2 separate regions of the Homo sapiens genome follow, and region 1 is linked to region 2. Evidence: read pairs that join two places in POLR2A ChIA-PET (ENCODE). Cell type or tissue: OCI-LY7. All regions are shown on one strand. Links, peaks and the distances in the headings refer to the core of each region. The heading gives the core; the rest is flanking DNA.

Region 1 (5,843 bases), core at 354-5,353, 110 kb after region 2:
ATTTTTAGTAGAAACGGGGTTTCACCATGTTAGCCAGGCTGGTCTCTAACTCCTTACCTCAGGTGATCCACCCACCTCAGCCTCCCAAAGTGCTGGGATTACAGGCGTGAGCCATCGCGCGTGGCCCAAAAAGTTGTAATGGAACTGCTGTCTTTACAATATGGAATCTTCCAATCCATTAACATAATCTATCTCCATTTATTTAAATCTTCTGTAATTCTCTCAACAAAATTGTATAGTTTCCTCCATATGGCCCATGCCTACCTTCTGTTGAACTTATTCCTGGGCACTTGATTTTTTTTTATATTTGAATAAATGTTCTTTTAAAATTTTTGCTTATGCTGGACACAGTGGCTTATTCTTGTTATTCCAGAATTTTGGGAGACCAAGGAGGAAAGATTACTTGAGCTCAGGAGTTTGAGACCAGCCTGTGCAACACAGTGAGACCTTGTCTCTACAAAAAATTTAAAAATTAGCCAGGTATGATGGTGCACACCTGTAGTCCCAGCTATTTGGGTGGCTGAGGTGGGAGGATCAGCTGAGTCAGGGAGGTTGAGGCTGTAGTGAGCTATAATCATGCCACTGCACTCCAGCCTAGCTGACCAAGACCCTGTCTCAAAAAAAATTTTTTTGGCTTTGCTTATTGCTGGTATACAGAAATGTAACTGATTTTTAAATATTGATTATTTATCAATCGATCTTACTATTCTATTATTTGGGGTTTTTGGTTGATAATAATACCATCTAAAAATAATTGCTTTGTTCTTCCTATTTTTTTTTTTTATTGGAGACAGAGTTTTGCGCTTGTTGCCCAGGCTGGGGTGCAATGGCGTGATCTCAGCTCACTGCAACCTCCGCCTCCCGGGTTCAAGTGATTCTCCTGCCGCAGCCTCCTGGGTAGCTGGGACTGCAGGCGTGTGCCATGATGCCCAGCTAATTTTTGTATTATTAGTAGAGACAGGGTTTCACCATGTTGGCCAGGCTAGTCTCGAACTGCTGACCTCAGGTGATCCACCTGCCTCGGCCTCCCAAAGTGCTGGGATTACAGGCGTGAGCCACCATGCCCAGACTGTTCTTCTTTTTAAAAACCTGTTTCCTTCTCTTTTTGGTTGTTATACTGACTAGGACTTTCAGAACAATGTTGAATAGAAGTGTTAATAGCAGGCACTCATCTTGTTCCTGATCTTCAAGAATATATTCAACATTTCATCATTAAGTACAATGTTTGGTGTAGGTTTTTTGGGCAGATTCCTACTATTAGATTAAGGAAAGTTCTGTTTCAATTTTGCTAAGCTTTCTTTTCATGAATATATGTCAAACTGTGTAAGAGATTTTTCAGCATTTATTGAGATATTCCTATATTTTTCCTTTAATATATTAATGTAGTTATTTACATTAATTTACTTTCTAATTTCAAATCAGTCTTTTATTTTTACCTCATTGCTAGATTCAGTTGGCTAATATTTTGTTTATGATTTTTCTATCTTTATTCTTCAGCGAAATTGCATGGTAATTTTGCTTTCTTGTGCTATTCATGTCAGATTTTGGTATAAAGTGTATGCTAACATCATGGAATGAATTAAGACTGGCTCTTGTTATTTTATACACTGGAATAGTTTATATAAATTGGGATTATTTATTTCTTGTAAATTTGGTAGTGCTAGTCTATAAAACCATCTAGACCTAACTACTGATGCAGTATTATTGGTTATGATACTACTTTCTAATCTTTTACTAATGTCAGTTTTGGTAATTTCTACTTTTCTAGGAATTAGCCTATTTCATTGAACTTTAGAATTTTATTGGCATGAAGTTGTTCACAATATCCTCTGTTTCTATTTTTAAACTTTAAAGGCCAGACACAGTGGCTCTCACCTATAATTCCAGCACTTTGGGTGGCTGAGGCAGGAGGATCACTTGAGCCCAGGAATTTGAGATCAGCCTGGCAACACAGCAAGACCCTGCCTCTTAAAAAAAAAATTGAAGGCCAGGCGTGGTGGCTCACGCCTGTAACCCCAGCACTTTAGGAGGCCGAGGCGGGCGGATCACAAGGTCAGGAGTTTGAGACCAGGCTGGCCAACATGGTGAAACCCATCTCTACTAAAAATACAAAAAAAAAAAAAAAAAAAAAGCCGGCGTGGTGGCACATGCCTGTAATTCCAGCTACTTGGGAGGCTGAGGCAGGAGAATCGCTTGAACCCGGGAGGCAGAGGTTGCAGTAACCTGAGATCGTGCCATTGCACTCCAGCCTGGGTGACAGAATGAGACTCCATCTCAACAACAACAACAACAACAACAACAACAAATATATATATATATATATATATATATATATATATATATATATATATAGTGACAAATAGTTTCAAAGTGGTTCAATTGCACTCTGATCTCTATTCCTTCTTTTTACCTTCTTTGGGTATAATTTGTTGTTCTGTTTCAAAGTTCTTGAGATGGATGCTTACTTAGCTTATTGACAATTCAGCCTTTCTTCTTTTCTAATATCTGCATTTAAGGATCTAAGATTTTCCTCTATACATGGCTTCAGCTGCAATTGCACAAATTTTGATAGTGTTTTCATCATTCAGTTTCAAATATTTTATAATTTATACTGTGATTTCTTCTTTGACTCACAAGTTATTTAAAAGAGCATTTCCAAAAATAAAGAGATTTTCTAGTTATTTATTTCCTGAACTTTCATTGAAAAACAAACTGCTTAATCTCAATGCTTGGAAATTGTATGAATTTGTTTTTTGTGTTGTCTGATATTAACATAACACACCAACTTTCATTTAGCTAATGCTAGCAGTGGTATGCCTTGACATCCTTTTACTTTAAAACTTTGTGTATCCTTACATTTCAGGTATGTCTTCTGTAAGCAGTTTTTAAAAATCTGATCTGACAATCATTGTCTCAGTCAAATTACATTTAATGTAACTACTAGCAATCTTTGAGTTGAAATCTGTCACCAGAGAATTTACTTTCCATTTGTCCTGTCTGTTCTATGTCCCTTTTCAGTTGCTTTAAACATTTTTTTGGCCAGGCACATTGGCCCATGCCTGTAATCCTAGTGTTTTAGGAGTCCAAGGCAGGAGGATAGCTTGTGGCCAGGAGTTGGAGATCAGCCTGGACAACATGTGGAGACCCTATCTCTATAAAAAAATAAAATGGCCAGGCATAGTGGCTTATGGCTGCAGTCCTAGCTGCCCAGGAGACAGGCGGGAGGATTGCTTGAGCCCAGGAGTTGGAGGTTGCCGTGAGCTGTGACAGCACCAATGAACTCCAGCCTGGGCAACAGTGCAAGATCCCATCTCTAAGAATATATATACATTTGCTATTGATATCTCCCCATATGCTATTTAGTATGTTAAATATATTTTTACTCTTCTTTTAGCGAATACCTAAAGAGCTAACATCATGCATCAACTTTTTAAAGTGAAGTACGTAATTATTACTTCCTGGATGATGCAAGAACCTTAGCTCACTTCAACTTCCTTTATCCCATCCTAATATTTAATTTTTTAGATATAATTATATATAAATTTAATGCTCTACTAAAATTTTTCATGTTTTATACCATTCCCAGCCTGGACAACAAACTGAGACCCTTGTCTCTACAAAAAATAAAAAAATTAGCCAGCCATGCTGGCGTGTGCCTGTGGTCCCAGCTACACAAAAGGCAGAGGCAAGAGGATTACTTGAGCCCAGGAAGTCAAGGCTGCAGTGAGCAGTGTTCATGCCACTGCACTCCAGCTTGGATGACAGAGAGAGACTCTGTCTAAAAAAATGAAAAAAAAGTTCACATTCATTTTGATTTACACGCATATTTATTTTTGTTCTTTTCATTCTTTCCTGTACCTCTGATCTTCCACCTTTTTCCTTCCTCCTAAAGAATAATTTTGTTACCTGTTTCTGTGTAGATCTGATAGTGGCAAATTCTCTCAATATTTGTCTGGAAATATCTTTGTCTCTTGACTTCCATTGTTTCTGCAGTGAACTTAGCTCTCTTTTTGAGCCTCCTTTGAAAGTAATCTATCTCTTTCCTCTAGCTGCTTTTAAGATTTTCTTTGTCTTTGTGCATGTATGTTTTATTTTAGTTTTAGCAGCTTTACTCTTGTAGCTAAGTGTGGCTTTATATTTCTGTCTTTTTTTCTTCTTTTTTTTGTTGTTTGTTTTTGAAGAAGTTGGTAGGGATTTTTGTTTTTGTTTTTAAAGCAGTTGGAAGGTTTTTTTTTTGTTTTTGAAGCAGTTTTGTTTCAGAAGGTTTGGAGTGTGGTGGCGCTGGAATGCAGTGGCGCAATCTCAGCTCACTGCAGCCTTGACCTCCCAGATTCAAGTGATCCTCCTTCTTCAGCCTCCTGAGTAGCTGGGACCACAGGCGCATGCCACCACACCCGGCTAATTTTTTTGTAGAGTCAGGGTTTTGCCATGTTGGCCGGGCTGGTCTCAAACTCCTGAGCTCAAGAGATCCAACTACCTCAGCCTCCATAAGTGCTGGGATTACAGGGGTGCGCCACCATGCCTGGCCTGCTTTTTTTGTCTTTCTCTTGCTTGAGATGTATAGCCTTTCTTGAATCTACAATGTCTTTTGTTAATTTTTAAAATTGTCATCCATTATCTGTTCAAATATTGATTTATCTTCATTCTCTTTAATATCTTTCTGAAACTCCATTTATATTTATAAGATCTTTTCCCTGTATCTTATGACATATCTTAATCTCTATGTCCCATTTTGGTAAATCTGAACTTTATTCTGTATATTTTTTTCTCATCTATTCTCAAGCTCACAAATCCTTCAGCTGTGTCCAGTTTGCTGTTAAATCATCCAGTGAGTTTTTATCAGTTACTGTACTTTTTAGTTCTAGGGTTTTCTTTTTTTAGCTTCTAGTTCTCTGCTAAATTTCTCCATCTTATAATTCCTTGAACATATTAAATAGTTTTAATGTCAGATCTCCTGTGGGTCTATTTCTATTGTTTGCTGATTTTCTTGGTTTTTCAGACAACGAATCTCTTTGTACTAGTGCTCGTCACTGTATACAAAAATTATAGGGATAATTTAAAGCACTGGATGATATATTATATTTTTAAAAAAATTTCTTTAGAGACAGGGTCTTGCTTGGTCACCCAGGCTGAAGTGTAGTGATGTGATTATAGCTCACTGTAACCTCAAACGCCTGGGCTTAAACAATCCTCCCACCTCAGCCTCCAGAGTAGCTAGTATGGCAGGCGCACACCACCTTGCCCAGCTAATTTTTAGATTTTTTGCAGATATGGGATCTCTCACTATGTTGCTCAGACTGGTCTCCAACTCCTGGCCTCAATTAATCTTCCCTCCTCAGCCTCCCAAAGAACTTGGATTAAAGGTGTAAGCCACGGCACTCAGCTGCATATTTTCTTCTTCCATAGAAGATTCATCTTTAATTATGGCAAGTAAGCTAGAGTAGAGGTGCCGGCAATCTGAGGTCTTCTTAATCTACGTAGGGAATGAGATTATTTGAAGCTGGCCTTTAGTCCCCATGAGTACTGTCGATTCTGGATTCACCTTTAGTCCTAGGGTATACTGGGTGAGGGGAGGGGAGTTTCAATCCCAAACCTAAATTGCGGATCCTAAATTGCAATTCTTGTAATCTCATCTATCCCACCCATGAGTCCATTAGAAATACCATTCAGAGGCCAGGCGCAGTGGCTCAAGCCTGTAATCCCAGCACTTTGGGAGGCCGAGGCAGACAGATCACCTGAGGTCAGGAGGTCGAGACCAGCCTGACCAACATGGAGAAAGCCCGTTTCTACTAAAAATACAAAAATTAGCCGGGCGTGGTGGCAGGCGCCTATAATCCTAGCTA
Region 2 (5,000 bases), core at 1-5,000:
AGGGTTACATGAGGCCCTCTCTCAGGTCTGGGGAGTGCTGAGGTCAGGAGCACTGACTCTGGGCATCTGCTGCTGATAATCACTGTGTGACTTTGGGCCAGACACCTCCCCTTTCTGCACCTCGGTGCTTCAGGACATAGAGCCTGGCCTACAGGAAGGATTGTCCCTGAAGGCAATCCTGGCCAATGCCCCAGTGAAAGCAGGACTGGGGATGAGGGCAGCGGTGGAGGGAAGGTGTGAGGCTGCTTGCAGACCCCTTCCTGCAGGAAGCCCTCAGCGGGTAGGCAGCAGATTATGTTTTGCACATGTGGAATCCAGGATCTAGGGCTGGAAGTACCCCCCAGGGTCATCTAGTCAGCCTCCCTGTGGATGCAGCAGGAGAAGGGACAGAGCCCAGCAAGGCACAAGGATAGCCTGAGGGCCAGGGAACCCACGGGGTGCAGTGCTTGAGCCCAGGAGGGTCAGCATGTGAACGCGCCTTTCTCCCTCTGCCTGAGAATGGTCAGGCCACAGACTAGAGGTTCATGGAGCCCAAGTGCTGGTCCCAGCTCTGCCTTGGTCTCTGAGCTTCATGACCAGTCTGCCCCATCGGCACAGCCTGGCTCAGGGTGGTAAACTCGTGGGTGCTTACACAGGCGAGATAGGAGTGTGTTGGGGGTGATAAACAGCAGGCTCAGACAGGCAGGAGGGACTTCCCGGGGACGTCTAGACTCTCTTCAGCCTGGCAGCTGCCCCACCTCGCTATCTGTCGGCAGCCAAGGTACAGAGGACATTGTGTGGCTTTTAGTACTTGGTGGCCATTCTAAGCCCCTAACCTGGGAACAGAGGAGCTTAGCTTCTGCTTCGGACTCTGTCAGAGCCATTGCTGCTATCACTGTCCACTTCCCTTGCCAGATGCCGTAGAACAAATTCATATGAAATGTTGCCTTCACCCATGTGAGTTACTCTCCTAACCTTGAAAATGAAACTGGCTTGTTCCCCTGCAGCTTCATACCTGCACACTGGCAGACTCAGTTCCCGCCAGCGGCTGTGACCCTCTGCCTGACACCTCCTCCACTCTGTCCCCCAGGTATAGATCTGTGAGAATCACAAAGCCTGCTGGTCCAGCACCCCAAAAACGTAAGGCCACTCAGTGCATGCACGCAGAGGGGAATGATGTGCCCAGGGTCATACCCTCCTCCCTGCTGAGTGTCCCTGGCACCTGCAGCCCCTCCTTACCAGCCCTGCTCTCTCGCCCTTCCACACCCCTTCTCCAGGCAAAGCTGGGCATGTGGCTCTGAGAGCTCAGCTTTTTAACTCTTCTGCTGTTTTCTCAGCCACACAGTTTCAGCGCATTACTTAAGCAATCACAGCCCTTTCCAAACTGGCACAGATCTGTGGTCTCTTCGGCGTGGTGGGTAGGTGAGTCTTTGCTGGAATGGAGTTTTACATTCTTCTTGTAACACACATGCCGTTTCCTTTCTGCAGCCTAAGCGAGTGCGCCGCCTGCTTCTCAGACGTGTCTAGGCAATTCTCCGATGAAATGACCCTTCACTGAGGAGCAGAACTTGCCACAGGCTCTGTAATTAGAACATTGCCAGCCTTAAAAAAAATCTTGATTTAAATTCCAGTTCTTTACAGGAATTAGTCTCTCTTGAAATGTAATTGGCTCTCCCAACGATTTCCTTTAAGCTAAGGGTGACATCTCTAAATACATTATTATGAGCAGACATATTGCTTAGTGCTCGCACTTCATTAAGCATTTGTTCTGCCCATTTAAAAATGGTCCTGGAGCCCAAATTAAGGTGTTAATAGAGTGGGCACTTGTAAGCTTGGGAAGCCCAGTCCTGACTGGAAGAGATGTGTTCAAGCCCTGAGAGCCCCTGTGGGAGCGACAGCGGCTAGGGGCGGAGCTGGAGCGGAAAGGCTGCAAACCTTCAAGTCTGCTTGGAGCTCAGGTTGGGGGAGTCTGCTGGAGGCCGTGGAGATGGGGGCAGGTGATTTGTCAGAAGCTCCAGCTTTCTACCTAAGGGACAGACACCCGATAAAGTGGACTGTGCTTTGGAAAATCTAAAGCATCCACACGTCTGGTGGCAGAATCACAGTAGAATCATAAAAGGCGTGGAACTGAGTGGGCAGGCAGAGGACAGGCTGGTGGAGGGGTGAGGGATCCAGTGTGGCTGCAGCCCTGGTGAGAGCTGGGAGAGGTCTGCTGGGGCTAGGCAAATGCTGGTGGGAGGACTGTGGCTTTGGCCCTCGTGAGCTGATGCAGGCAGGCTGCAAGGGCTGTGTGCTCTGATCTCTGAGAAACCCACCCACTGCTTTTCCTTGAGCAGACTTCAGGTGGCTCCTCCCAAGCAGGTCTGAAGCCAAGCATGGTGGACATAGACTGGGCCCTGCTCCATGGCATGCTCAGAGGAGCCGGGATGGTGGCTAAGTACCTACAGTTCAGGAAGGCATGCGTGTCCTCAGTGCCACCAGATGAAGGAAGGAGCTCTGCCTGTGGGAGCCTGGAAAACCACCCAGCAGAGGCAACACAGGCTGGACCTTGCAGGAGACAGGGTTTATAAAGAAGGGCAGGTAGTACAGACTTTCTGCCCACCTTCCAGTGGCTAAGCCAAGTCACATGGCTAACTGCCTGCAAGGGAGGCTGGGAAATGTAGTCCCTGGCTGGGTGGCCCCTTCCCAGTGACAGTTTCCTACTACTGAAAGGGAAGGACAGATCACTTGCCATCCCTGCCACACAGTTTCCTCCTCTGGAAACTGGGGGTGATGACCCCTGCCCTACCCACTTGTCATGGCATTGGGGACATGAACACACTTTGCACCTGTCAGGCAAGGCTTAAACAGGGATATGCACTGGTAATAGAAAAGAGGGACTAAGTTTTGTTTTGTTTTGTTTTGTTTTGTTTTGTTTTGTTTTGTTTTGTTTTGTTTTGTTTTTCTGAAGAAGTCCCTAGAAGCGCTCAGTGTTGGAATGCTCTCTTGTAGCAGTGGCGGCTGCTGCTGGTTCCGGGTCAGATGCCGGAATTGGGGGTGCGCTTGGGTGCAGCTGCATTTCATCTGGTCCTGGGCCTCGGTCCTGGCTTGGAGAGGTGCAGCTCACAGCCACTTCATGGCTGGGATCCCTTCTGTCCCAGACAGCTGAGGAGACCCTTGGCCTCAGCCTGAGTGTCAGGGGGGTAGTTCTGATAACTCTGTGTTTTGTTCACAGGAGCAACCAGGGTTTTATGCACATGAAACTGGCCAAAACCAAAGAGAAATACGTTCTGGGTCAGAACAGCCCTCCGTTCGACAGTGTCCCGGAAGTCATCCACTACTACACCACCAGAAAGCTACCCATCAAAGGGGCTGAGCACTTGTCCCTCCTCTATCCCGTGGCTGTGAGGACCCTGTGAGCGGACCAGACCTGCCCTGCTCTGTGACAGAGCCTGAGACTTGGAGGTGCCAGAGGCCCCCCACCAACCAGCCCAGCCACTGTTGCTGGCTGTGTCGTTTGTGTTGTGTGTATGGTACTAGCACACCACTGCATGTCTCTAGAATGCTGTTGCCACTTACGGGGGCTGGAGAAGGCCTGGATAAAGACAGAAGGGCGGCAACACACCACCCCAGCCCCCACCCCCACCCTCTCCTTGAGTTTCTGTGAATTAAAATATTTGCAAATCCAAAGAGATGCCTTCCAGGATGAACAAAGGCAGACCAGCTCCGAGGGGCGGGGTAGGGTGGGGCGGGAGCTCCCTGGCTGACATCTCTTTGTTCTCCAGCTGTCTCAAATTCACACCTCTGTACAGGGCAAAGTTTTCCCACAGGAGCCCCCCTACTGATGCTGGGAGCCAAATGCTGGTGCTTTGAGAGTCCCGGAGGCCCCGGGGTTCCCGCCCCGCTGGTGTGTATATGTGTGTCTGTGTGAGTGTGTGTGTGAGTACAGATGTGAGAAGGTGGTCACACACAGATGGGTAAGCCCACTGATCTACTTGTAGTCACTCAGTGTAATCATTAGGCTATCTTCAAGGAATCATTGTGCAGTCAAAAAGAGGATTCAATTATTTATGAATAGGGTGTGTAAATAAAATAGTCATTTAATATATAGCCTTATCCTTTTTTGATATACTGCAGAGGGTCTCTGAGGGGGCAGTTCTGGTTTCACTCCCAGAGCAAGGCGTGTCTCCTCTGGGCTTGCTGCTGTGGCAGGCCCCAGGGAGGGGAGGGAGGCCGAGGCCTCAGCTCCAGCCCTCAGCAGCTCTGGACACAAGAGCCGTCTGCTCTGACAACTGGGCTGAGGCAGTCGGTAGCACTCTGGGAGTCAACCCAGAGCTCAGAGTTCAGGCTTCAGCAGTGGACATAGTCAGGAGCCTCCAGTGTTGACCAAAAAACCAGTCTTTCCCTCCTGCAGTGGGACGTCTGTGTTGACACCCCCCCAACCCCTGGACACAGCACCCAGCTGGCTACAAAGGGCTCTCTCCCCACTATCTGTTAGCACCACCTGGGAGGTATTTGGCATGTAGGGAAAGGGAGACAGAGAAGGAACGTCATTTGCCCAAAGCCACACAGCTCACCAGCAGCAGAGCGGTTCTGCAGCCAATGCTCTTTCGTTGGTTCTGCATGGCCTTGCTGTCACCCTGCCCATGGAGGAGGGAGAATCCTGACCTCCCAGGGACATAGAGCCCTCAGTGGTCCACACTGCTTCCACACACAAGAACACCTACACACACACACACACACACACACACAGCCCTCAGTGGTCCACACTGCTTCCACACACAAGAACACCTACACACACACACACACACACACACAGCCCTCAGTGGTCCACACTGCTTCCACACACAAGAACACCTACACACGCACACGCACACGCGACCTCTCTCTTGCTTGCCATAGCAGGGTCCTCCCACACAGGCCAGGCAGCCCCGATGAGGCTAAGAGTTTCTCAGCTCTCCTGCTTTTTCCACCCACCCAGTAGCATGAAGATGTGGCTGCCCTCTCCTGAATGAGATACAAGGGTTCCAGAGCCTTCGCCA

The links. ChIA-PET counts read pairs that join two places held together with the same protein. Peaks named below come from ENCODE experiments on the same cell type or tissue, not always from the same donor. Only the 100,000 strongest peaks of a DNase experiment are listed, where the experiment ranks them.
Region 1: POLR2A ChIA-PET joins it to region 2 with 6 read pairs; 2 of 35 experiments call an interaction of 5 or more read pairs at or near these places.

Annotation. Positions count from the first base shown.
Region 1 is chr9:37,810,590-37,816,432 of GRCh38, reverse strand. All of the region lies in intron 1 of DCAF10 (DDB1 and CUL4 associated factor 10), which reads right to left. Among named protein-coding and RNA genes, the nearest start is that of DCAF10, 13 kb to the right of the region's middle. In OCI-LY7, for the core only: no CTCF peak of the experiment used is centred there; no DNase peak of the experiment used is centred there.
Region 2 is chr9:37,918,198-37,923,197 of GRCh38, reverse strand. SHB (SH2 domain containing adaptor protein B) reads left to right here. Exons shown (of 6, transcript NM_003028.3): 6 at 3,194-5,000. The coding sequence ends at 3,377. Among named protein-coding and RNA genes, the nearest start is that of SLC25A51, 17 kb to the right of the region's middle. RefSeq lists an enhancer at 745-844. In OCI-LY7, for the core only: no CTCF peak of the experiment used is centred there; a DNase peak (open chromatin) is centred at 2,607.